Linked DNA regions of Homo sapiens: all the other regions are linked to region 2. Evidence: chromatin loops called from intact Hi-C (ENCODE). Cell type or tissue: PC-3. All regions are shown on one strand.

The links. A loop is a pair of places that touch in the nucleus more often than their neighbours do. Peaks named below come from ENCODE experiments on the same cell type or tissue, not always from the same donor. Only the 100,000 strongest peaks of a DNase experiment are listed, where the experiment ranks them.
Region 1: a loop joins it to region 2, with 4 times the contacts of the local background. A loop is called at or near these places in 13 of 110 quality-filtered maps.
Region 3: a loop joins it to region 2, with 8 times the contacts of the local background. A loop is called at or near these places in 8 of 110 quality-filtered maps.

What each region holds. Positions count from the first base shown.
Region 1 is chr14:55,085,878-55,093,877 of GRCh38, reverse strand. LOC124903318 (a long non-coding RNA gene) reads left to right here. Exons shown (of 3, transcript XR_007064178.1): 3 at 6,871-8,000. Among named protein-coding and RNA genes, the nearest start is that of MAPK1IP1L, 38 kb to the right of the region's middle. In PC-3, a CTCF peak has its summit at 4,147 (motif pointing left); a DNase peak (open chromatin) is centred at 4,157; H3K4me3 peaks cover 419 bases.
Region 2 is chr14:55,426,516-55,434,515 of GRCh38, reverse strand. It overlaps TBPL2 (TATA-box binding protein like 2), which reads left to right. Exons shown (of 7, transcript NM_199047.3): 4 at 795-886; 5 at 5,542-5,709. It also overlaps a transcript of FBXO34 not described here. Among named protein-coding and RNA genes, the nearest start is that of TBPL2, 10 kb to the left of the region's middle. In PC-3, a CTCF peak has its summit at 4,188 (motif pointing right); DNase peaks (open chromatin) are centred at 4,205 and 6,905; H3K4me3 peaks cover 527 bases; H3K27ac peaks cover 2,284 bases.
Region 3 is chr14:55,352,449-55,360,448 of GRCh38, reverse strand. It overlaps FBXO34 (F-box protein 34), which reads right to left. Exons shown (of 2, transcript NM_017943.4): 2 at 6,838-8,000. The coding sequence ends at 7,923. Among named protein-coding and RNA genes, the nearest start is that of ATG14, 55 kb to the left of the region's middle. RefSeq lists an enhancer at 5,817-5,906. In PC-3, CTCF peaks have their summits at 5,654 (motif pointing right) and 6,406; DNase peaks (open chromatin) are centred at 3,348, 5,668 and 6,188; H3K27ac peaks cover 6,231 bases.

The DNA of each region.
Region 1 (8,000 bases), 340 kb after region 2:
TCATGCTATATGTAGTTTTCTCCAACTTGCTTTTATCATTAACAACATAGCATAAACTTCTTTCCATGGTGGTTAATATAGAGCTGCCTCATTTCTTTTCATGGCTGTGTGATAATCCATGGTATATGATTATATATAATTTTTTTTTTTGAGACAGAATCTCACTCTGTTGCCCAAGCTGGAGGTCAGTGTTGTGATCTCAGCTCACTGCAACCTCCACCTCACGGGTTCAAGTGATTCTCCTCCTGCCTCAGCCTCCGGAGTAGTTGGGACTACAGGCGCATGCCACCATGCCCAGCTAATTTTTGTATTTTAGTAGAGACGGGGTTTCACCATGTTGGCCAGGTTGGTCTCGAACTCCTGACCTCAAGTGATCCACCTGCCTCAGCCTCCTAAGGTGCTGGGATTACAGGCGTGAGCCACCGCACCCAGCTGATTATATATAATTTAACACTTCCTGTTGCTGGATGTTTTCGTCGTTTCTCTTTTTCTCTTTGATGACAATGCTATAATGAACACCTTTGTATATGTCTTTGTGCCATCTACCTGGCTTTGAGTATTGCCACTGCAGAAAATTCCTGATGTTGGGCCCCAATTAAGCAAGCAGACTCCAAGCTATCTCTGCTGCCCCCAGGACTCCTTTAGACTCTGGCAGAACAGCAGCCTGCCTCAGTTCCCACACTATGATCCTGCACGTGTGGTTGAAGACACACCTGTGGCACAGCCTGCCAGAGTTCTGAAAACTGCCCCCTGCCCCATCATGGAGAGGTGCAAAAATTACAGACACATATCCTGTGTCCCTCTGTCCGCTGGGAGGAAGAGCGTCAACTCCTCCGAAAGCAATCTAGCTGGAGAAAGTGTGCAAGTGGATTTCTAGCAATGTTTTTCAGGATTTTTACTCTTTTGTTCGTGGGATGGGAGAGAATCAGTGAGATAGAGGATACAAGGAGCTCAAGTGGCAGTAGCAGTCCAAGCCAGCAGTGTGTATGTGTGTGTATGTGTGTATGTTTTGTGTATATATGCATGTGTGTGTATTATGTGGGTATGTGTGCATGCGTGTGTGTGTGTGTGTGTGAATGTCTACATATATGTGCGTGTGTGCGTGTGTGTATATGTGTGTACGTGTGTACGTGTGTGGGTGTATGTGTGCACATGTGTGTATATGTGTGTGTATGTGTGTTTTTTTTATGTGTATGTGTGGTGTGTAGCCATGAACAGAGACAGCCAATCCCTGAAGGAATATGTTGTACTTTTGTCCTTTAATATTTTCAAGCCTGCTGGTCCTGCAAAAAGCAGTAAGAGCTAATGAGAAGCAGGTGTACTTAGGGAAACAGGAAATCTGGTTCCATTTATGACTTCACCGCGGCCTGCCATGGAGTTTTGAGCAGCTTTAGTTTGCTGCTCCGTTTCTCATCTCTGTCTTCTCTGGAGGTGCCATCTGCACCATTAGGATGCAGGAGTTGGCTTTCTTGCTTTTCCTGAAAACAGTACTAGTGCCATTGGCTGTTAAAAGTGGGATATGGGCCAGGTGCGATGGCTCACACCTGTAATCCCAACACTTTGGGCGGCCGACATGGAAGGACTGCTTGAGCCCAGGAGTTCAAGACCAGCCTGGGCAACATAGTGCGACCTTGTGTCTACAAAAAAGTTTACAACTTAGCCAGGTGTGGTGGCATGCACCCGTAGTCCCAGCTATTCAAGAGCACAGGAGGTCGAGACTGTAGTGAGTTCTGAGCTTTGCCATTTGTGTGAGATGTTTGCTGCATCTGGCCTGCCCACTTAGAAACTGTCTTCTTCCTTACTTTCTGGACACACAGAAAGAGCATATGTTTGTAGTATTAAAGGCAGAGGATGAACTTCCTGTGTGGCAGCTCTCCTGAAATGTATTCTTGCACTCAAAATGCAATGGCAGATGTTGAGCTGCTCTCACAACCCTTCAGAAAGTCTTCGGGGAATGCTGGTGTGCTCTCTGTCAGAGCATAAGAGTAAATAAGCCTGCTGCACCTTTAAGCAGGGATGAGCTAAGTTTTGGTAGTATTAAAGTCGGCTCATGTAAAAGTAATTTGTGTAAACAAATCAGGATTTAAAACAACTTTTTATTGAAGTGTAACATATATGCATCAAAGAGCACACCTCGTCAGTGTACAGCTTCGTGAATTTTTACAAACTGAACTCATTACATAAGCCAAGAAGTAGAACACTAGCGGCACCCTAGCCAACACCCTCATTCCCCTCCCAGTTACTAGTCCTGTGGGTTATAAACACTCACCTACATTCTAAACATTTTTTTTTTTTTTTGAGATGAAGTCTTGCTCTGTCGCCCAGGCTGGAGTGCAGTGGCATGATCTCGGCTCACTGCAACCTCTGCCTCCTGGGTTCAAGCGATTCTCCTGCCTCAGCCTCCCGAGTAGCTAGGACTATTGGCACATGCCACCATGTCCGGCTAATTTTTGTATTGTTAGTAGAGATGGGGTTTTGCCATGTTGGCCAGGCTGGTCTTGAACTCCTGACCTCAGGTGATCCACCCACCTCGGCCTCCCAAAGTGTAAATTCTAAAACTTTATATTAATTTTGCCTGCTTTTGAACTTTATATATAATGTATTTGTAGAATTTATTCACATTGCACATAGATCTTGTTATTCTCATTACTATATGGCATTCCATTATATAAATATACCATGTATTTATCCATTCTATGTGGATGGAATTTGAGGTTTTCTTCAGTTTGGGCTATTACAAATTATGAACTATCTTGTACCTGTCTTTTGGTGCTCGTGTGCATGCATTTCTGTTGGCCAGATTCCTAAAAGTAGAACTTCTGTGTCACAGTGTAGGCATACAGTCAGTTGGTGGACACCGGAAATCGCAGTGTATGAGAGTTAGGAACATGTTTTTGATAGGAGAAAGAACACAAGGCTAAAATCAGGCCCCAGGCTTCTGGTCCCCTCCCAGGGTTGGCTTACAGGGAAGCCAAAGCAAACCACCTACCCTCTGTGTCTCCTCAACTGTAAATTGGAAATAATTAGTACCTGCTCTGTTCCTTGTGGGATGGGACAACCTTCCACAAAGACTCGCACTGCACAAATGTAGGCTGTCATTAAAACAGAAGCAGAGGAGGAGGGAGATTTTAATGATTAATGAGAACTAAAGAATAACTATACTTATGTGAATTCCCTCCTCCAATTAAGAATCCACAGATTAGATGAACTGCTCTGGTAGGCAGCGTTGTTTTGCCAGAGGGGCCTGCAGTATTATTCTCTCAAATCACAACACAAAGTGCAACCTTCTAAACCTGTCCTCTCTATTTTGTCACAAGATTCCTCAGCTATCTGGAGGTCTAGGGTTCCTCCCAGTTTCTTCTCTCAATCTCTAAATACCCCAACTTCCTCCTTCCCCCAGCATCAGCCTGTGTTTGCCTGATGTGGAAAAACTGGGCTCTGCCTTGTTGGACCAGATATAGCACACTAGGAAAGCCAAAGGATAAAATCATTCCATGTCTTCTTATTATTATGTTTAACTTTTTTTAAAAGATGGGGTCTCACTATGTTGCTCAGGCTGGTCTCGAACTCCTGGGCTCAAGCAATCCTCCCATCTTGGCCTCTCAAAGTGCATGGATTACAGGTGTGAGCCACTGTGCCCTGCCCTTCTTGCATTATTGAACATAAATGTTAAGTATTGCCAATGAGGTGCTTTGGTCTCACAGTGATACTAAAATTTCACAGGCGTTTATTCTATCAAAGGTTGTACTAAGCTAAATCAGAGGCTGTAAAAAATAATAATTAGGCCGAGGCAGGCGGATCAACTGCGGTCGGGAGTTTGAGACCAGCCTAGCTAACATGGAGAAACCTCGTCCGAGCTAAAATACAAAATTAGCTGGGCATGGTGGTGCATGCCTGTAATTCCAGCTACTCGGGAGGCTGAAGCAGGATAATTGCTTGAACCTGGGAGGCAGAGGTTGCAGTGAGCCAAGATTGCATCATTGCACTCCAGCCTGGGCGACAAGAGTGAAATTCCATCTCAAAAAAAAAAAAAAAAAAAAAGGTAATTAATTGAAAGTAGCATCCAAATCTCCATCCATCCTATTGGTTTCCATGTACATAGTCATACGAGTAGGAGGCAGTGCCCTCTTCTGGCCAATGCTACACTTGCATGGCTGTGGCTAAAGGATTGCCAACCCATGAGGACTGGTTTTTCACTTGCGGCAGGCTCATCTTGGGGTTATTATCAGTCTTGAGTGAATCACATTTGAGGATTCATCCTCCCCTTTCTCTTCCAAGAAGAAAAATGAAATCCGTGATGGCTAATTTTATGCGTCAACATGGCCAGGCTAGGGTGCCCAGTCATTTGGTCAAACACTAGTCTAGATGTTGCTGGGAATATACTGTTTTTTTGTTTGTTTGCTTTTTGTTTTTTTGAGACGGAGTCTCACTCTGTCGCCAGGCTGGGGTGCAGTGGCATGATCTCAGCTCATTGCAACTTCCACCTCCTGGATTCAAGCAATTCTCCTGCCTCAGCCTCCCGAGTAGCTGGGTCTACAGGCGTGTGCCATCATATCCGGCTAAATTTTTTTTTTTTTTTTTTTTTTTTTGTATTTTTAGTAGAGACGGGGTTTCACCATGTTGGCCAGGATGGTCTCGATCTCTTGACCTCGTGATCTGCCCACCTTGGCCTCCCAAAGTGCTGGGATTACAGGTGTTAGCCACCAAGTCCAGCCCATTTGTTTTTTGTTGTTGTTGTTGTTGTTTGTTTGTTTGTTTTGAGATGGAGTCTCGCTCTGTCGCCAGGCTGGAGTGCAATGGCGTGATCTCGGCTCATTGCAACCTCTGCCTTCCAGGTTCAAGAGATTCTCGTGCCTCAACCTCCTCAGTAGCTGGGACTACAGGCGCACGCCACCATGCCTAGCTAATTTTTGTATTTTTAGTAGAGACGGGGTTTCACCCCATTGGCCAGGATGGTCTGGATCTCTTGACCTCGTGATATACCTGCCTTGGCCTCCCAAAGTGCTGGGATTACAGGCATGAGCCACAGCGCCTGGCTGAAGATATTGTTTTAGATGTGATGAATATTTAAATCAGTAGACTCTGAGTAAAGCAAATTACCCTTCATAATGTGGGTTGGCTTCATCCACTAAGTTGAAGGCCTTAAGAACAAAGACTGAGGTTTCCTGGAAAAAAATCCATTCTGCCTCAAGACTGAAATATAGAAGCCCTACCTGAGTTTCCAGAGGGCAGATTTTGAATTTAAGATGGCAACACTAACTCTTCCCTGAATTTCTGGCAAGCTGGCCTGCTCTGCAGATTCCAGACTTACCAGTTTGCACAACTGGGTTAGTCAATTCCTTAAAATAAATCTGAGTGTGTGTGTGTATCCCTATGTGTTCAGTTTCTCTGGAGAACCCTAACTGATACAAAACCCAACTCCAAAACCTATTTTGTGTCAGTGACATCATATTTAAATAACTATCAAGGGACCTGATGTATAGCAGTTGACCTTCTGGGTTCCAGTTTAAGTCCCAGCCCCACCCCACTTACTAGTTTCATGAACTTTTACTTAATCATGTTTAATCTTGGTTTCTTCATTTGTGTAAGGGAGAAAATGGTAGTATTTGGCCAGGTGCAGTGGCTCACACCTGTAATCCCAACACTTTGGGAGGCTGAGGCAGGCGGATCGCTTGAGCTCAGGAATTCGAGACCTGCCTGGGCAACATGGCGAAACCCCGTCTCTACAAAAAATACAAAAATTAGCCGGGCATGGTGGCACATGCCTGTAGTCCCAGCTACTCAGGAGACTGAGACAGGAGAACCACTTGAGCCCAGGAGGTGGAGGCTGCAGTGAGCCGTTTTTGTGCTACAGCACTCCAGCCTGGGCGACAAAGTGAGACCCTGTCTCAAAAAAAGAAAAAAAAGAAAATAGTAGTATTTGCTGAATAGGCTGTTGTAAAGATTAAACAAGAAAACATATGCACTTAGAATAGTATCTCACTCAGAGTAGGTAGTCAATAAAAGTTAGTAGTTACTAAAATTATTGTGGGAAGCTGTCACAGAAGGGTAATTTACAAAGTGAGGAAAGCTAGCTAGTTTAGTTCACTTTCCTCCCCCACATTTCTCTCCCAAAACTCTCAGGTACAGAGACAGGCAGCCTCTGTTTTTCACTACAACCTATTCCTGGGGTATATTATAAATGTATATCACACATTTCTTCTAAAGTGTCCTATCTCTTCCCATAGGAATCAATCAAATTTAAAAGTTGGGTTCCAAGACTGTACTTTTAGGGATCATTTCTATAGTTTTTTTTTTTTTTTTACTAGAGAAGTTTCTCTGAAGGTGTAGAGCGAAAAAAAAAAGGGTTCCAAATTCCAAATTGAGGACAAAATCATCAACGAAAGCATTATTATGCCACAAAGGCAACTTCAGTACATCTTGGCAGTCATTTAAAACAATAAAGTTATTTTTTAAGTCTTTTTTTTTTTTTTTTTGAGACGGAGTCACTCTGTCACCCAGGCTGGAGTGCAGTGGTGTGATCTCGGTTCACAGCAAGCTCTGCCTCTTGGTAAGAGGTGAAGCCAGCTGAGCTTCTGGGTCGGGTGGGGACATGGAGAACGTTTGTGTCTAACTAAAGGATTGTAAATGCACCAATCGGCGCTCTGTGTCTAGCTAAAGGATTGTAAATGCACCAATCAGCACTCTAAAATGGACCAATCAGCACTCTGTAAAATGGACCAATCAGCAGGATGTGGGCATGGCCAAATAAGGGAATAAAAGCTGGCCACCCAAGCCGGCAGTGGCAACCCTCTCGGCTTCCCTTCCACGCTGTGGAAGCTTTGTTCTTTTCGTTCTTCACAATAAATTTTGTTGCTGCTCACCCTTTAGGTCTGCACTACCATTGTGAGCTGTTAACACTCACTGTGAAGGTCTGCAAAGGTCTGCGGCTTCACTCCTGAAGTCAGCAAGACCACAAACCCACCAGAAAGAAGAAATTCCAGACACATCTGAACATCTGAAGGAACAAACTCCGGACACACCATCTTTAAGAACTGTAACACTCACCACGAGGGTCTGTGGCTTCATTCTTGAAGTCAGCGAGACCGAGAACCCATGGGAAGGAACCAATTCTGGACGCACTGGGTTCACGCCATTCTCCTGCCTCAGCCTCCAAAGTAGCTGGGACTACAGGTGCCCGCCCACCATGCCCGGGTAATTTTTTGTATTTTTAGTACAGACGGGGTTTCACCGTGTTAGCCAGGATGGTCTCGATCTCCTGACCTCGTGATCCACCCGCCTTGGCTTCCCAAAGTGCTGGGATTACAGGTGTGAGCCACCGCGCCTGGCCTTTTTTTAAGTCTTAATATGGGATTTCCATAAAACTTAATCCGTACTCCACAATGCAACTTTTTATAATCAATAAAATTGGCAGGTTTGTTTGCTTCCTAACAATTTAGAAGGACTTTCAGAAAATTTGGCTGGTCAAAACCTATTTTTACATCTAGCCAAATGGTTATCTCTAGATGAAGGGATTTGGGTTCATTTATATTTTCTTTTTCTTTTTCTTTTTTTTTTTTGAGATGGAGTCTTGCTCTGTCACCCAGTCTGGAGTGCAGTGGCGCGATCTCGGCTCACTGCAGGCTCTGCCTCCTGGGTTCACGCCATTCTCCTGTCTCAGCCTCCCCAGCAGCTGGGACAACAGGCGCACGCCGCCACGCCCGGCTAATTTTGTTGTTGTTGTTGTTGTTGTATTTTTAGTAGAGACGGGGTTTCACCGTGTTAGCCAGGATGGTCTCAACCTCCTGACCTCGTGATCTGCCCGCCTCCACCTCCCAAAGTGCTGGGATTACAGGCGTGAGCCACCATGCCTGGCCATTTATATTTTCTTTTTTCTTTGCGTTTAATTCAGCAATGCACCAGAAGGACTGACGAGACTCACTGGTTGGCCAGGCGTGGTGACTCATATCTGAAATCCCAGTACTTCAGGAAGCCAAGGAGGGTGGATTCTTTGAGCCCAG
Region 2 (8,000 bases):
AACTTGTGCTTGACACCCAGAGAAATTCTGGCTTGGCCCTTAAGCTAGCACCCACCCCAGTTTCCTTCCTAGCTTAACCGGGGAGAGGAGTTGGGGTGAAGAGACTATCTGTGTAGGAGCAGGCCATTTGATGACACGTCCATGTGGCAGGCCAGAGGTTCCCTACCCTCACGAGTGTCAGCCTCACCTGCAGGGCTTGCTGATGCTGCTGGTCTTGAATGACACTTTGAGAACTATAAGAGGCAAGAACCTTGACATCAACTTTCTGTCATTCATCTTTAGCATGCCTATCATACAGACTCTTCTGCATTTTGGTCATTTTTCAGTACATTCTGAAGTCTTGGTGAGCCTTTAACATACTTATTTTTTTCCCAAAAGATTCTTCAAAAGAAAAAGGAAGTGTGTCAAAGTAAAAAGCAGAGAATCTGATTAGTGTGGGTTTTGAATCTTAACTTTACCACTTCCTGTGTAATATTGGAGGTTATATTGCTACTTGTTTTCCCTGAGCACTAAATGAGGATAATAAACACAAGTTCATCCTATCATGAGAATAAATAGGAACTGAAACATAACAGGCATTCAAATTTAAGAGTTACTGATATTATTTTTACCTGTTAATAAGTACATTTTAGAATCATCATTATTTTTGTTAACCTTAATGTAGGGAGAAAAGACCCAGACATTTAGTTTTCCCATCCAATCTGTTTGAGATTTTCATATTCAGCTCGGCTTTTTCAACTGGGATAATGTTAACTCCTAGCAGAGGCTAATTCTCTTTTGGTTTCTGGGTATAGAGGTTTGCTGCTGTCATAATGAGGATCCGAGAGCCCAGGACAACAGCCCTTATATTTAGCTCTGGGAAGATGGTCTGCACGGGAGCCAAAAGGTATGAGGAATCATCCCTCCACCCCTACCAGAGAAACAATTTAGTATGTAAAACAAGGAAGCATAGAATTAATGTGCTAAAGCACATAGTAGAAGCAAAATGCCTTTCTTTGCTGAAGACTTTATTCAATGAAATGCCACATTTTGGGTTAAAAACACTCCTATAAATACTGACTTGGGCCAGGCATGGTGGCTCACATCTGTAATCCCAGCACTTTGGGAGGCCTAAGCAGGAGGATCGCTTGAGCCCAGGAGTTTGAGACCAGCCTGGGCAACACAGTGAGACTCCATCTCTGTTAAAAAAAAAAAAAAAAAAAAAAAGAGAAATCTAAAAAGTAGCTGGATGTGGTGGTGCATGCCTCTAGTCCTAGCTACTTGGGAAGCTGAGGTGGGAGGATCACCTGAGCCCATGAGTTTGAGGCTGCAATGAGCTATGATCATACCACTGCAGTCCAGTCTGAGTTACAGAGCAAGACCCTGTCTCTATTAAAAAAAATAATAAAATACTGACATATCCCCATTTTACAGTTTCCCCTATTAAACCGAGGGGACTTAACTGCGCTGCTACAACTTGTTTCTAAGGTGAATTTTTTTTAAGTTACAGTAATGATGAAGTGTGTTATAAGTCTGGGGAAGTAGTTATTGTGGATTTTCCTCATTGCAGATAAATGGATAGAACTTTCTAAAGGAGCTCAATTAGACATTCCTTGAGCATTAGCTTGCATTAGCTCAGGAGGCATCCCTTAAAAATCTCATCTCTCCTGGATCTCACGCAGAGGAAGCCCTGTGTTGATGGGTATTCTTTCACCATAACTCTGTAGTGGCAGAGCCTGTTTTCTCCTGTAGGTGTTAAAAGATAAGAAGCAAATTCTCCTCCTGAAAAGTTGTGCCAATTTCTCGCTCTATAAATGTACTAAGTGTTCATTTTATCCTGTGGACACTGGGTGTCGATATTCTTTTTATATTTGCTAAATTGATTGACAAAAAGTTACATTGTTTTACATTTCTTTGATTTACTAGTGAGATTAAATAACTTTTTAGAAGTGCAGAAATTGCTATGTCATTTGCTCAGTTATCTATGGAGAGATTTATCTTTTGTTTTTGTTTTGTTAACTATTTTCACCATTTTATACTGTAAATATTTTTTCTCAGATTACTGTTTATGGTATTTTATGGTGTTTTTTTTGTTGTTTGTTTATTTGTTGTTTTTTTTTTTCTGAGACACGGTCTCACTGTGTTATCCAGGATGGAGTGCAGTGGTGTGATCTGGGCTCACTGCAACCTCCACCTCCCGGGCTGGAGCCATCCTTCCAGCTCGGCCTCTTAAGTAGCTGGGACCACAGGTATGCACCACCAGGCCTGGCTAATTTTTTTTTTTTTTTTTTGTAGAGACGGGGGTTTCCCCATATTGCCCAGGCTGGTCTCGAACTCCTGGGCTCAAGTAGTCCTCCCACCTTGGTCTCCCAAAGTGCTGGGATTACAGGCGTGAGCTACTACATCTGGCCTATGGTGGGTTTTTTAAAAAACACAAATTTTGAAGGGTATACTCATTTTATCCCATTTTTTTCTTTGTTTTCTACATTTGGCTTTGCCCTTAAGGCATTTGTGCACAGTATTATACAAATATTGACTTTCATATATTTTTTGGTCTTTTTCAGGTCCTGCTTTGTGATAGGAAAAGGATAGCTGGTATTTTGATTCACTTAGAGCTTTCTCTAGATGGAAATGTTCTATATCTGCACTGTTTAATGCAATGATATAGCCACTAGTCAGATGTGGCTACTGAGCACTTGAAATACAGCTAATACAACTGAGGGACTGAATTTATATTAATTGGACAGAGCAGATCTAGAATTTTGTTTCAATGTAAGATAATTATTTTTCCCAAATGATCAGTCGGTACTCAGATACATTTATTGAAGGATCCATTGTTACTACATTTCCCCCAATCTGTTTTTACATATTAAGTTCTTCACATGTGTCTGAGTACATTGCTGGACTTTCTCTTATGTTGATCCCAGGAATCTCCATTTTAAAGTGATTATTGGACAGTTGTGCAAGATGTCTGTAATAATGTTCATTTCAGCAATAGAACAGGGAAAACCTAATTAATAATAGGGTTTCAATTTGAAGTCATAAAGTAAAATTGTATTAGCCATATAGTACACATACTGAGCTGAAAGGATGGTCACATTGTATTAAGTTGGATTGCAGAGGGAGAAGTAAGCAGCTAAATGGTGTTTGTTATCCAACTTTCATTGTAAAATATGCTCATGTTACACATATTACACACATTCATGAGTGTCTTTTCTTATCTGAATTTATTCCTAAAATCTGATAGTGAAAGTTTGGATAATGAGTTCAGATAATAAGAGATACTTTTTATCCAAATATATTTGGTTTTGAAGTTTTGGATAGTGAGTTGTGAGAATTTAGTTAATAAGAGGTGCCAGTATTATCTCCACATTTTATCCAAACCTATTCTCTTTTGTTGTAACAGCAAGAGTATGAGGGATACCTGTGTTTGCGTAGGAAAAGTGCAGAAGATCAAATTTAGGTAGTTAACACCAGTATGGGTGAGATTTTAAGATTTTTAAACTACTTTCTAATGTTTGTACAATGAACATGTATATAGACTTTCAACTATTAGTTGTTTCAATAGAAACTTCTGTGTCCTTAGAATATCACAGCTGATATCCCAAGAAACTACAGGACTATGCAAACTTGAACAAATTTGAACTTATTTACATTACGGGAAATGTAATAGATTAGTTAGGCAAAATGTAGTTCAAAATGGAAACAGTTTATTTTACTGCTAACCTGGGGACATGGCCTTGCTAAGGACATTTCAAGAGTGAGAAGTGGGTGAAGAGAGCCAAGGGCAGTGCTGTGCAGCTGTAGTCAATCTAGTGAGTAGATACCAGATCAACAGATGGCCATGTGCAGTGGCTCACACCTGTAACCTCAGTACTTGGGGAGGCTGAGGTTGGGAGGGTCACTTGAGTCCTGGAGTTTGAGCCCAGCCTGGGCAAGACAGCAAGACCCTGTCTCTATAAAAATTTAGGCAGGTGTGGTGGTGCATGCCCCTGCAGGCTACTTAGGAGGCTGAGGCAGGAGGATCACTTAAGGCCAGAAGTTCAAGGCTGCAGTGAGCTATGATCATGCCACTGCACTCCAGCCTGGGTAACAGAGCAAAAACCCAATCTCTTTTTTTTTTTTTTTTTTTTTTTTTAAAGTGGGTGAGGAGAATCAACATTAAATGAGGTGACACATGTATGTAGTAACGAATACCCAAGAGGGGGCAGTGTTGGTGAAGGATCTGGATAAGAGAATCAAACACTTGCTTTAGTCCAGGCAAACAAGTTCAAACTGGCTTTTCTTTCAGGTGTTTCTGATTTACAGCCTAAAAATAGGGCCAAACCCATGAGGGGGGTGGAATTCACCTGATTCACCCTGCAGGTGTTGCTACCTACTGTTTTGTTTTGTCACTAACAGTTGAAAAATACCTAAGGAGAAATGAAGCCTCACCTCTCAGGACTCCACAGGCTCTGCTATGAATTTAGGGGTGCAGCAGGACAGACACTTAAAGGACATAGCCACAGAGTAGGACAAATTCCTGTCCTTCTTGTGTTGAGTTTGAATTGAATTGAAGATTGGGTGAGAAAGCCGAGCAAAACAAGGGGGGTTTTGAGGTATTTTCATGTGGTTGTTTTGGACAGTGTGTCCAATAAAGACTCAAGAACTGATACCTTGTCTGTGCCACTCAATCAGCACATATCTTACCTCCTTATATGCGATTTTTTTTTGTATGCATGTGTCCTTATTTTTTCTTGTTGTTTTCTTTTTTTTTTTTTTTTTTTTTTTGAGACGGAGTTTCACTCTTGTTGCCTAGGCTGGAGTGCAATGGCGCGATCTCAGCTCACTGCAACCTCTGCCTCCCAGGTTCAAGTGATTCTCCTGCCTCAGCCTCCTGAGTAGCTGGGATTACAGGTGCCCGCCACCATGTCCAGCTAATTTTTTTGTATTTTTAGTAGAGACAGCGTTTCATCATGTTGGCCAGGCCGGTCTCGAGCTACTGTCCTCAGGTGAGCTGCCTGCCTCAGCCTCCCAAAGTGCTGGGATTACAGGCGTGAGCCACTGTGCCCAGCCATTGTTCTCTTCTAAATGGGACATACTTTGAGACTGGATGAATGGTTCCCAAACTGCAGTGAGCAGCACAGTTACCTAGAGGGCTTGTTAAAAGACAGATTGCTCGGCCCCACCCCCAGAGTTTCTGCATGTCTGAGGTGGAACCTGGGACTTTGCATTTCTAACAAGTTCCCAGGTGAAGCTGCTGGTCTGGGGACACACTTTGCGAATCCTTGGAATCGTTTTAGCAAATAACACCCAAGTAAAAGTAAAAGTACTTCATATATGAAAGGTGACAAATGAAGACAAAAATTTATGATTCTGTTCAACAGCTGTACAATTTTACAAGACCTTTTATAAGGTGCTAGGGACGAAAGTATGGGAAGTAAGTCCTCCTCACAAAGCCTACAGCTTCATAGTATACATTGAAAGATAAACGTGGTACAAATGGTAACAATCCAATACAACACCAGTAGTTGAGAGGATGTAGCGATTAAGACATCTTTAAACATATTTGCCCCTCCCCAGTGAAGAGCAGTCTCGACTTGCAGCAAGAAAATATGCTCGTGTGGTGCAGAAGCTTGGGTTCCCTGCCAGATTCCTCGATTTTAAAATTCAGAACATGGTTGGAAGCTGTGATGTGAGATTTCCCATCAGGCTGGAAGGTTTGGTGCTAACCCATCAGCAGTTCAGTAGGTATGACGGTTATATAGCTTGAACTTTGAATTTACCAAGATATTTAAGTTACATTATGGGTTGCTTACGTAAAGTATCTTTCAGAGAAATTGTGATTAAAAAAAAAAAGGCGGGGGACACAATAGTGAAAAGATTAAGATGCTATGCCTGAGTTCTCATAGGTTACCACATGTGCCCAGTCTTTTGAAACCATGGTTCTTAAACTTACATTGCTTAGCAATCACTTAGCTTATTAAAGCACACATCTCTGGCTGGGTTTCTTCACCAGAGATTTTGCTAGAATTTGTGTTTCTAAAAAGCTCAAAGGTGATGACAGTGCTACTGGTCAGAGGCCCACACATTGAGATCCAGTAATCTACAGATTTGTAAGCATACAAACGTAGCTTGGCAATGACACTGGCAAGATAAGGCATGTGTTGGGAGGCCGAGGCAGGCGGATCACGAGGTCAGGAGATCGAGACCATCCTGGCTAACACGGTGAAACCCTGTCTCTACTAAAAATACAAAAAATTAGCCGGGCGTGGCAGCGGGCGCCTGTAGTCCCAGCTACTCGGGAGGCTGAGGCAGAAGAATGGCCAGAACCCAGGAGGTGGAGCTTGCAGTGAGCCGACCTCGCGCCACTGGACTCCAGCCTGGGCGACAGAGCGAGACTCCGTCTCAAAAAAAAAAAAAAAAAAAAAAAAAAAAGATAAGGCATGTGAAATGGACTAGGCCGGTAGGAAGGGGCTTGACAGCTGGTGAGGGGAGAATGGATTGGGGAGAAGATGAAAAAAGAATGCTGTAGCACGTTCTATGAAAGCAATCCTGGGAGGCTGAGGCAGGAGAATGGCGTGAACCCGGGAGACGGAGCTTGCAGTGAGAGATCGCGCCACTGCACTCCAGCCCGGGCCACAGCCAGACTCCGTCTCAAAAAAAAAAAAAAAAAAGCAATCCTAACTAGTTTGTCCCCTATCTGTGTGTGTGTGTGTGTGTGTATATAGCTGCAGCCCGCAACACAATGTTGCCTGTAGTATATTCCTTTTCCTAGGGAATATCTCTAGCCTTCCTGACTTCAGACTTCCCGTCTCAACAGCTAGTGCTCCTCCCCCGCCCCCAGCCGTTTTGGTGGCTCTCCCATCCCAGGCCCTCAGAGAGCAGGGATGGAGGGTGACTCATGGACACCAAACCCCTTGACTCACCAAGATATACACCTGGGCTAGGGCACTTGGCCTGGGTTAATCACAGATGCTCTTAAATTCTCTTGGCCAAGCTGGAACTGAAGTTCTTTCATTCCAACGCCTTATCTTCTCTTGGCCATCGAATGATTATCCCGTCAATAGAGTAGATAGGGATCATATTGCTGTGCTTTCCCTAACATTTGTTAGCTTTCCTTTCAGATATGATCTGAATGGAAGTTAAAAATTCCTTTTTCTTCTAAAATATTTTCATTCATTCTGAGATTCAGCTTTTATGATATGCTTATTTTTCTTTTGACATGTTTATTTTTCTCTTGATTATGTTTTCTTTTTTCTTCAGTTTTTTCACTGTATGCTATTGAATGCCTAAATATACCCCATTTTTTAAAAATCTGAGCTCCCTATAAAGTCCTCCCATTCCCCCATGTAAGACATGTTGCCTCTTTAGGTATCTTTCTTCCTTCAATCTTGGCATAATTTGCAGATTTCCTAATAAAGCCTGTTTCTAAGAGTCTCCCAGTGCTTAAGTTGTCTTATCTTCCAGACTCTCAAGTCACGAGCCTCCAGCCTATCTTTCTCTGAATCGGCTTAGTGTACATCTGCAAGAGCTCTGCCCGAACTCTAAGGTTGTGTCTACATTAGACTTAGCATTCCCTTCTGGCCATTCAGGGCTCGAAAATGATGTGTGTGGTTCTTCCCAAGTGTCCATTCATTTCTTTTTCACCAGCATCTTCCTTGCAGAGCAGATCTAAGTCTAGAATAGGTGCCCCTTGTTATTACTACCAGCTTCTGGAAGGGTTGCCAGTAAGGCGCAGTGAGAATACATCAGACGGAGTGGGCCCATCCCTGTTCTATCTTCCTCCTGGGACAGTTTTATGATCTCAGTCATCTTTTCTTTTCTTTTCTTTTTTTTTTTTTAATCTGGCCAGGAAGCTTGCTTTGTATTCCCACAACTTTCTATTTCTAGTCTCATTCTTGCCTCCCCCTCATCCTCTCCATTCGGCTGTCAGCCTCAGGTTATGGATTACAACTCCAGAGTGTGTATTCTTGACACTGGGAACATTAAAAACACCTCTTAGAAGATTTGAATTTTTAACATGAGGCCTCTCTAATTGT
Region 3 (8,000 bases), 74 kb after region 2:
TGCTGCAATCTCATAATAAAACTTGAATGGATAAGGAGTTGCTTCTTATGGATGAGCAAAAGAAAGTGTTTCTTTTGGCTGGGCGTGGTGGCTCATGCCTGTCATCCCAGCACTTTGGGAGGCCGAGGCGGGCAGATCACCTGAGATCAGGAGTTCAAGACCAGCCTGGCCAACATGGTAAAACCCCGTCTCTACTAAAAATACAAAAATTAGCCAGGCATGGTGGTGCGCACCTGTAGTCCCAGCTACTTGGGAGGCTGAGGCAAGAGAATCTCTTGAACCCAGGAGGTGGAGGCTGCAGTGAGCTGAGATCGCACCACTGCACTCCAGCCTGGGAGACAGAGCGAGACTCCAACTCAAAAAAAAAAATTATTTTTTTCCTCACTCTCATCCAGGCTGGAGTGCAGTAGCAATGATCATGGCTCACTGCAGCCTCGACGTCCTGGGCCCAAGTGATCCTCTCACCTCAGCGCCTCAACTAGTTGGGACTATTGGCATACACTACCACACCATTTTTTTTTTTTTTTTTTTTGTAGGCACAAGGTCTCCCTATGTTGCCCAGCCTGGTCTTGAACTCCTGGGCTCAAGCAGCCCTCCCACCGTGGCCTCCCAAAGTGCTGAGATTACTGGCAGAAACTGAAATGAAATCTATTCCTGATAAAGATGCTACAAACATCATTGAAATGACAACAGAGAGGTTTGAGATTTTGAAGTAAGTTATAATGGGGGTAAAATGCTATCAAACAGCATCACATGCTACAGAGAAATCTTTCGTGAAAGGAAGAGTTAATCGATACAGCAAACTTCATTGTTGTCTTAAATTGCCATAGCCACCCAACCTTCTGCAGCCACCAACTCTGATCAGTCGTCAGCTATCAATATTGAGGCAAACCATACACCAGCAAAGATTATGACTCACAGCTGATTGTTAGCATGTTTTAAGCAATAAAGCATTCCTTAATGTACATTGTTTTTTAGACATAATGCTATTGTACACTTAGTACAGTATCACATAAACATAACTTGTATATGCACCAGAAAATTCATGACTTGCTTTATTGCAGTGGTCTGGAACTGTTGGATGGAACGAATTTTATCTAGAGCCTGGTGAACAGCTTCCCAGGTGTGCATTTAGGGCCTCCTAGGGATCATCAAGTTTTAGGAAATAGGTTTCCTTCTTCCACAGGCATGGAGAAGGAAGGAAATTTTGCACTGGCCTTTGGGAAGCTGAAGAAGAGCTGGGGGGAGGCTTGTTCTGACAAAATAGTGACTCTCTCCCTGCTTGAAATGTCCCACAGAAGGCTGTTTCTGGTTCACATTTGCCCCTCTAGGTCCACTCCCTCCCCTTCATCCTGCTCACTGCCAGAGAGACTATGCTGGGAGTGGTGCATCGGTGGTCTCCAGGCCCTTTGAGGCTCAAGGTGTTCATTCCCTGGCTCCTTCCCTGCCATGTCTTTGTTCCTTCCTCCCTCCTTCCCATCCCAGCAACCACCCTCCTCCTTCCACCAGACCTGGGAACCATCATCCCAACCACAATCACCCCGTGGTTCTATTACACGTGTCAGTAGTTCTCAACCCCACCTGCAACTGGAATCACCTGGGAGCTCCCACCCCCAGTGGTTGATTTAATAGGTCTAGGGTGTGCCCTGAGCATTGAGAATTTTAAAAGCTCCACAGTTGATTCTAATGTGCAGCCACTACCCTGCCCACTACTACCCCACCCACTACTACCCCCAACCAGGCAGCTGGGGCCTCTGCACCAGCTCCTGCACATTAGTAGGGCCAATCCTTTGGCCTTCCTGCCCTGCGCCTCTTCATGGGCAAGGAGTTTGAAGGATCAAGGGGGCAGGCACTGTTCCAGAATCTTTGTTCTCCTTATAAACCATTACCTAGGTTCCCAGAACCTCAGGACCTCCAGCCCTTCCCCAGCTTTGTCCTCCAGACAGATCCCTTCGTCCTGAGAAGTGGCTGAGGCGTGGCTCAGTACAGAGGGTGGGAGGATGCTGGAGGGGATGTGCTGCAGGAGGGCTCTCTGTGTTCCTGCCATGGGCCCTGCAAATACTGGGAAGGGCTTGTCCCTATATCTACACCCTTATAATAAATCCTTGAATTTACTCATTTCAAGTGTGCAGCAGTTTCCTTTCAAGACCCTGCATGGAGCACAGACTTAGAAATCTGAGGGGCCTAAAGCCAAGACCACTGGCCGTGGAAAAGGAAAAGTTCACGAGAGGTCCCAGCTTAGGCACTAGGGCAGCCAAGTCATCTCTGCTTAGGAGAGAAAATAAGGGCTGGTAGAGAAAGGGTATTGCTCAAGACAGGCCACACACCCTGTAGCAGAATCATGCTGCGTTGTCTGTATAGGGGAGGATTGGTGAGGAAGGGCAGAGTGAAGGCCAACAGTTCGGTCCCAGAATAGGGAAGGGTGGGTGGGCCAGGCCTGGCTCCAACCCTACCCTTGAACCAGACTGCAAACACTCAAGTTATGCAAATAGATTATCCAGCCTCACAGTGGAGAGGGAACAGATACAATTAAATACAACCTTGCTTTCCATTTTACTCATGTTTGGCAACTAATTGATTTTTTATTTTTTATTTAACTAATTGATTTTTAGTTTTTTAAGAACTTTATCAACATCTTCATATTTTTTGAGACAGGGTCACCCAAGCTGCAGTGCAGTGATGCAATCATGGCTCACTGCAGCCAACTTCCTAGGCTCAAGCTGTCCTCCTGCATCAGCCTCCTGAATAGCAGGGGCTACAGGTGTGTGCCACCATGCCTCACTCATTTATTTTTTGTACAACGACAGAGTCTCACTTTCCTACCCAGCCTGGTCTCAAACTCCTGAGCTTAATGATTTTTCCACCTTGGCCTCCTAAAGTGCTCGGATTACAGGCATGAGCCCTTCATACTTCTTAATAAACAGATCTGAGACTTCAGTACCAGTATGTAAAGGAAAAGTCCACCTTAATTCAAAAAGAATGAGAGGGGGGTCCCAAAAGGAGTTTGTTCTGAGGCCTGTTCTCTGCTCACTGAAGGATGCTTGGCTGAGGGGGCCTCTGGGAGAAAGGGTAAAAGGTTTTGTTCTGCTTTGCAGATAGAGGAACATCACCTCTTACATGGGCTGCTGCCACATAAGGGACTGCCATCTCTGCTTCCATTTCAGTTCTTCCCAGACACTGGCTCTGCTCCCCTAAAACTGTTAAGGTCAAACCAACCACCTGGAATGGTGATGCTACCTTACTGTGCTTTTCCTCACATCAGTTTGGTATAAATGCACTGGATGTTACCCAAGGGTTTATAACCACCAATGTTTGCTCTTCCCAAGAGGTTGTGCAAACATCAGCTATGGCCACAAATGACAGGCAGGAAATGACATGTATGTCAGTTGAGACTGCACATCTCCCACACAGGTACCTTGACCAACTCACAAAGATTGCAACACTAGCTTTTTTGAGGAAAAACGGGGATAAAAGCAATCAGATTCCCAGCCTGGGCAACGTGGCAAAACTGTCTCCACAAAAAAATACAAAAATTAGCCAGGCATAGTGACATGCAGCTGTAGTTGCAGCTACTCGGAAGACTGAGGCAGGAGAATCACTTGAGCCCAAGAGGTTGAAGCTGCAATGAGTCGAGATCATGCCACTGCACTCCAGCCTAAGCGAGAGACCCCCATCTCAAAAAAACAGAAACAGCCAGGCACGGTGGCTCACGCCTGTAATCCCAGCACTTTGGGAGGCTGAGGTGGGCAGATCACAAGGTCAGGAGTTCAAGACCAGCCTGGCCAATATGGTGAAACCCCATCTCTAGTAAAAATAAAAAAATAAAAAAATCAGCTGGGCCCACGTGGTGGCGCATGCCTGTAGTCCCAGCTACTCGGGAGGCTAAGGCAGAAGAATCACTTGAACCCAGCAGGCTGAGGTTGCAGTGAGCTGAGATCGCACCACCGCACTCCAGTCTGGGCGACAGAGCAAGACTCCATCTCAAAACAAACAAACCAACCCCAGAAACAATCAGATTCCCCAAGTGTCAGACACTGCACAGTAGAGAATGCCTTTAAACGAGGCATACCCGACATACAGCTAGATAACATCAGCTCTCATTGGTTTAGTCGGTGGTGTACACAAAAGAAGGGCTCGCAGTGTGCAGGCTAATTTCATGTTTTTGTATCAGGCTGTAGATAAAGGAGGACAAACAGCCAGTCTGCTGAGTGAAGAAGGAACGGAGCTATGGAAAATACCTGGGAACACTCACATAAAAACAGTGCCCCAAGCTGGTCCAAAAAGGTTGGCACGAAGGTACTGACAAGTCCAAGTTAGAAGCGGTGATTGGACAAAGCCCAGGAAGGGAACCTCTAGGTCATAACATAACCACCGGCTCAGAGCCTGCTGCTAGGGGAGCTACTACTGGTGCTAACAGAACTGAGGTTATACCAGATGCACAATGAGAGGTACCGAGCAAACCCCACATAGCTGCAGTGGGAGTTTCCACCAAGGATGCTCCCATGAGACCAGCTATGGCCAGAGGACAAGGTCCTCCAAGACCCCTTTACCTCCCTGTCAGGTTTCTCATACTAAACAGAAAATTATGGTATGGCCCAGAGCAGTCAGGTCCTGGAGGCACTCCTCACATTAAAATGGTCACTCGAGAGGAATGCACACATTTTACAGAGTGTGTTGTGTGAGGCACTGTGGGCGATGCCCTCTGAGTTGAGTGCAGTGGGTGGGCAAGCTCCACAGTGGTCCCTCGGTATCTGCAGATGCTCAAGTCTCTGATGGAAAATGGCTTAGTATTTGCATATAACCAATGCATAGCCTCCCATCTACTTTAAATCACCTCTAGATTGCTTATAATACCTAATGTAAACAGTTGTTATGCTTGTATTGTTTAGGGAATAATGACAAGAAAAAAAGTGTGTATGTTCAGTACAAACACAATGTTTTTTTCTGAGTATTTTAAATCTGAGGCTGGTTGAATCTGCGATGCAGAACCTACAGATGGGGAGGGCCAAAGATACGGTGACAGACAAGAAGAGGGGCATGTGGTGGCAGATGTGCAGAGGGCGCTGAAAGGCACCCAGCCAAGCAGGGGCATAGGGTTGGGTTCCAAAAGAGGTATCTCCTAAGCACAGAGCCACCAACGTGCTTAGGGTTTGAACAGTCCTCTCGTATGTCTGTTTTAACCTGGAGTCATTTAAGAGAGCCTAAAAAAGCAAATGTTACTCTTACCTGAGCCCCTCCTTAGCTTTCAATTCACTCCTTCCTTGGGTCTGGACCATCCACTGGGCAGGGGAGAGGTGAACCACTCCAGGAATAGGAGCAGCAGCTCCCTGACTCCTCCTCTAGTTTCCCTGGTTCTGGTTTTTGCTTCAGATGATCAAGTAAGGGCTTGAAGTAGGAGGTAGGAGAGAAAAAAACTAAGCCAGGTGTACTGAGTCCCTGAAGAAAAGCTGAGGGGGGAGGTTTTCTCTTTTTTGGTGGGGGCAGGGGTGCAGTGGGGAGAGGCTAGGGTGCTGGTGCCCACACTGACACACTATCATGTCCTTTCTTGAATTCTGTGATCCTACAGCAATGCAGGAAAGCAGGTAGTGCGGCACACTACTGGAGACATTTTAAAAGCCTGCTGTTTTCACCAGCTTGGCACTAGGGGGCCCTGAAGAACAGCATCTTTCACCTAAGAGGAAAGCTACACTTGCCTAGAAATGAAGCCCTGGGAGGGGGTGTCCTCTGATGCCACCTGCTAATCCTCCACCTTTCATGCAGACAGCACCGGGAACCAGGTCCTGCCACATAGTTCAAAACAGATAACCGGCGATTTCTGAGGGACCCAAGTACTGCATGCCAACTGGGGCTGGGACATACTTACTGTGCCCTCTGCTCTTGGTCACTTTAACCCCTCACGCAGTCACAGCTTTGTGTCCCACATGAAAACCAGATCAAGAGTGGCTGATCTGTGAAAACCAACCAAGAGAGTTGTTTATCCAGTGTCCAGGCTGGGCCAGTGTAGAGCCATAGTCAATGTCAGCCATAGCTGACGTCTACAGGCAAGCTGTACTCTAGGTCCTTTATGTTGATCTCCTTTAAACCTAAATTATGAATCATAACAAACCAATTAAGAAGGCACTACTGAGATGGCCAGTTTACAGCAAATACAAGGGGAGTAGGACAAACACTGGAAACCTCAACCAAGGGGACAGCTAGGATTTAGAAGCATTTTCCAACATGCCTCACCTGGGTGAGTCATAAGGAAAAACACTCTTGAAGGAAAAGCTATTCTCAGCCTCCTCTTGATCCCGTGTCACAGACAAATCTGATGAGCCTGGAGGCTGCAGCCTACCATGTCACCAAGCACATCAGCCCAGCACAGCGCCTCCCCTAGAGCACGTACCATCCTTCTCCACAGCCTGCAGCCGACACTGGTCTCAAGGCTTTTTGGTGGGTACTCGATTTCAAGCCAGCCTAGTTTTTAGATCTTCCACCCACAGCAGCTTTCTGGGGTCCAACACCTCCCAACCCCACCAAGCACTAAGCAGCTACAGGCTTGAATAGATCCTTAGTGACTCCCAAATGATGACGCCTAGATAAGCTGTAAGAATCTCCTAGATAATACGTCACTCGAACAGGAAATACAATGGTTGTGAACAGACAACAAACGGAAGAACTGACAGGTTGCAAAAATTTAAACTTCAATGTTAAGTGAAGATGGCCTCTTCCGTGGCAGAAAAAAACACTTTATCTCCAACAATTCAAAACAATTTAAAAAATTCTTATGATTCAATTCACAAGAACCTTCTTCAACATTGTATCAAAACAGGAGAAAAAATCTTTGCAAAACTTGGGTTCCATTTAAGATGCATGTTTTTATTTAAGTTTTAAAAAATTTTGTAACCAGACAGGATAAAGTAGACAAGAATGTTATTATCTAACTATATAATATTTTCTCAATCTTGTGGATCACTAAAATATAACAAAGGATTGTTTTCTATGCTAATTTTCAGGTTGTCCAGTTAAACCATTATTTGGTATCCTTTGAGCAGGTTAGCCTTTCAACTATTTAGAGTTTCTTCTCAGAAACATTCATATATTATACAGGAAACATTCATAGTTTATTTGGGAAACATTCATATTTTATACAAGATGTACAAATTTAAGACTAGACAATTAAAAAAAAAAAACACAAAATTATAGCCGCAACACTATCCTAGCTGCATTGTGGTGATTATATTGTTCCGTTAGCTGTCCATTATATACAACTGGATTTTAATCGTGCTATTCACAGAGGGGCCAAAGCACTCATCTAAAGGTAAAGGCGCTCAGGTTTAACGTGCACTTTCATAGCCCCATGAAAACACAACCATTATATACACTGTAAACACCACAGGGCATGAAATCCACCTCCAGCCACAAACATCAATCTCACAGGATCAAGCATACGAGGTCTAAGGTGGGGTGCCTGACTTTTCTTTTTAAGAATACTTTTCATCTAAAAGTCCTGCTATTCTTTTCACAGGACAATATTCACTTATTTCAAATATGTTGCCAGTGCTCAAAACATTTCTGGAACCCATTTTTGAGGACTACCTGCAGCATCTGCAGTGAACTCTTCTGAATGTCCTGGATGGTGGTGAGTCTTCATCCTTTGAGGATGGGTTTGATTTAGGAAAACAGGCAGTTATTCACAGCCAACTGAATCCAACTGTGGGATACCACCCGGGTTCAAACATGAGATGCCACTATAAACAACAAGACCAATTTTTTTGTACAGCTCGTAAATTTAGAGTTTAGAAAATGCCTGAGCAATGCAGTCCTGATGATGTACAGATTCTTCTAGAGTGATGACTCAGGGGGCTACGCTCATTTGAACGGTGTATCTAGGTGTTTTGCAGCTTTAGAAACCGGTCCTTTTGTTGCCTCTCACATGGACTTTAGTATTCCTCTTCAGCTTCAGTCCCTTTTGCTTTCTTATGGATTGCCCGATTAAAGCTGTGGCAGGCAGGAACCCA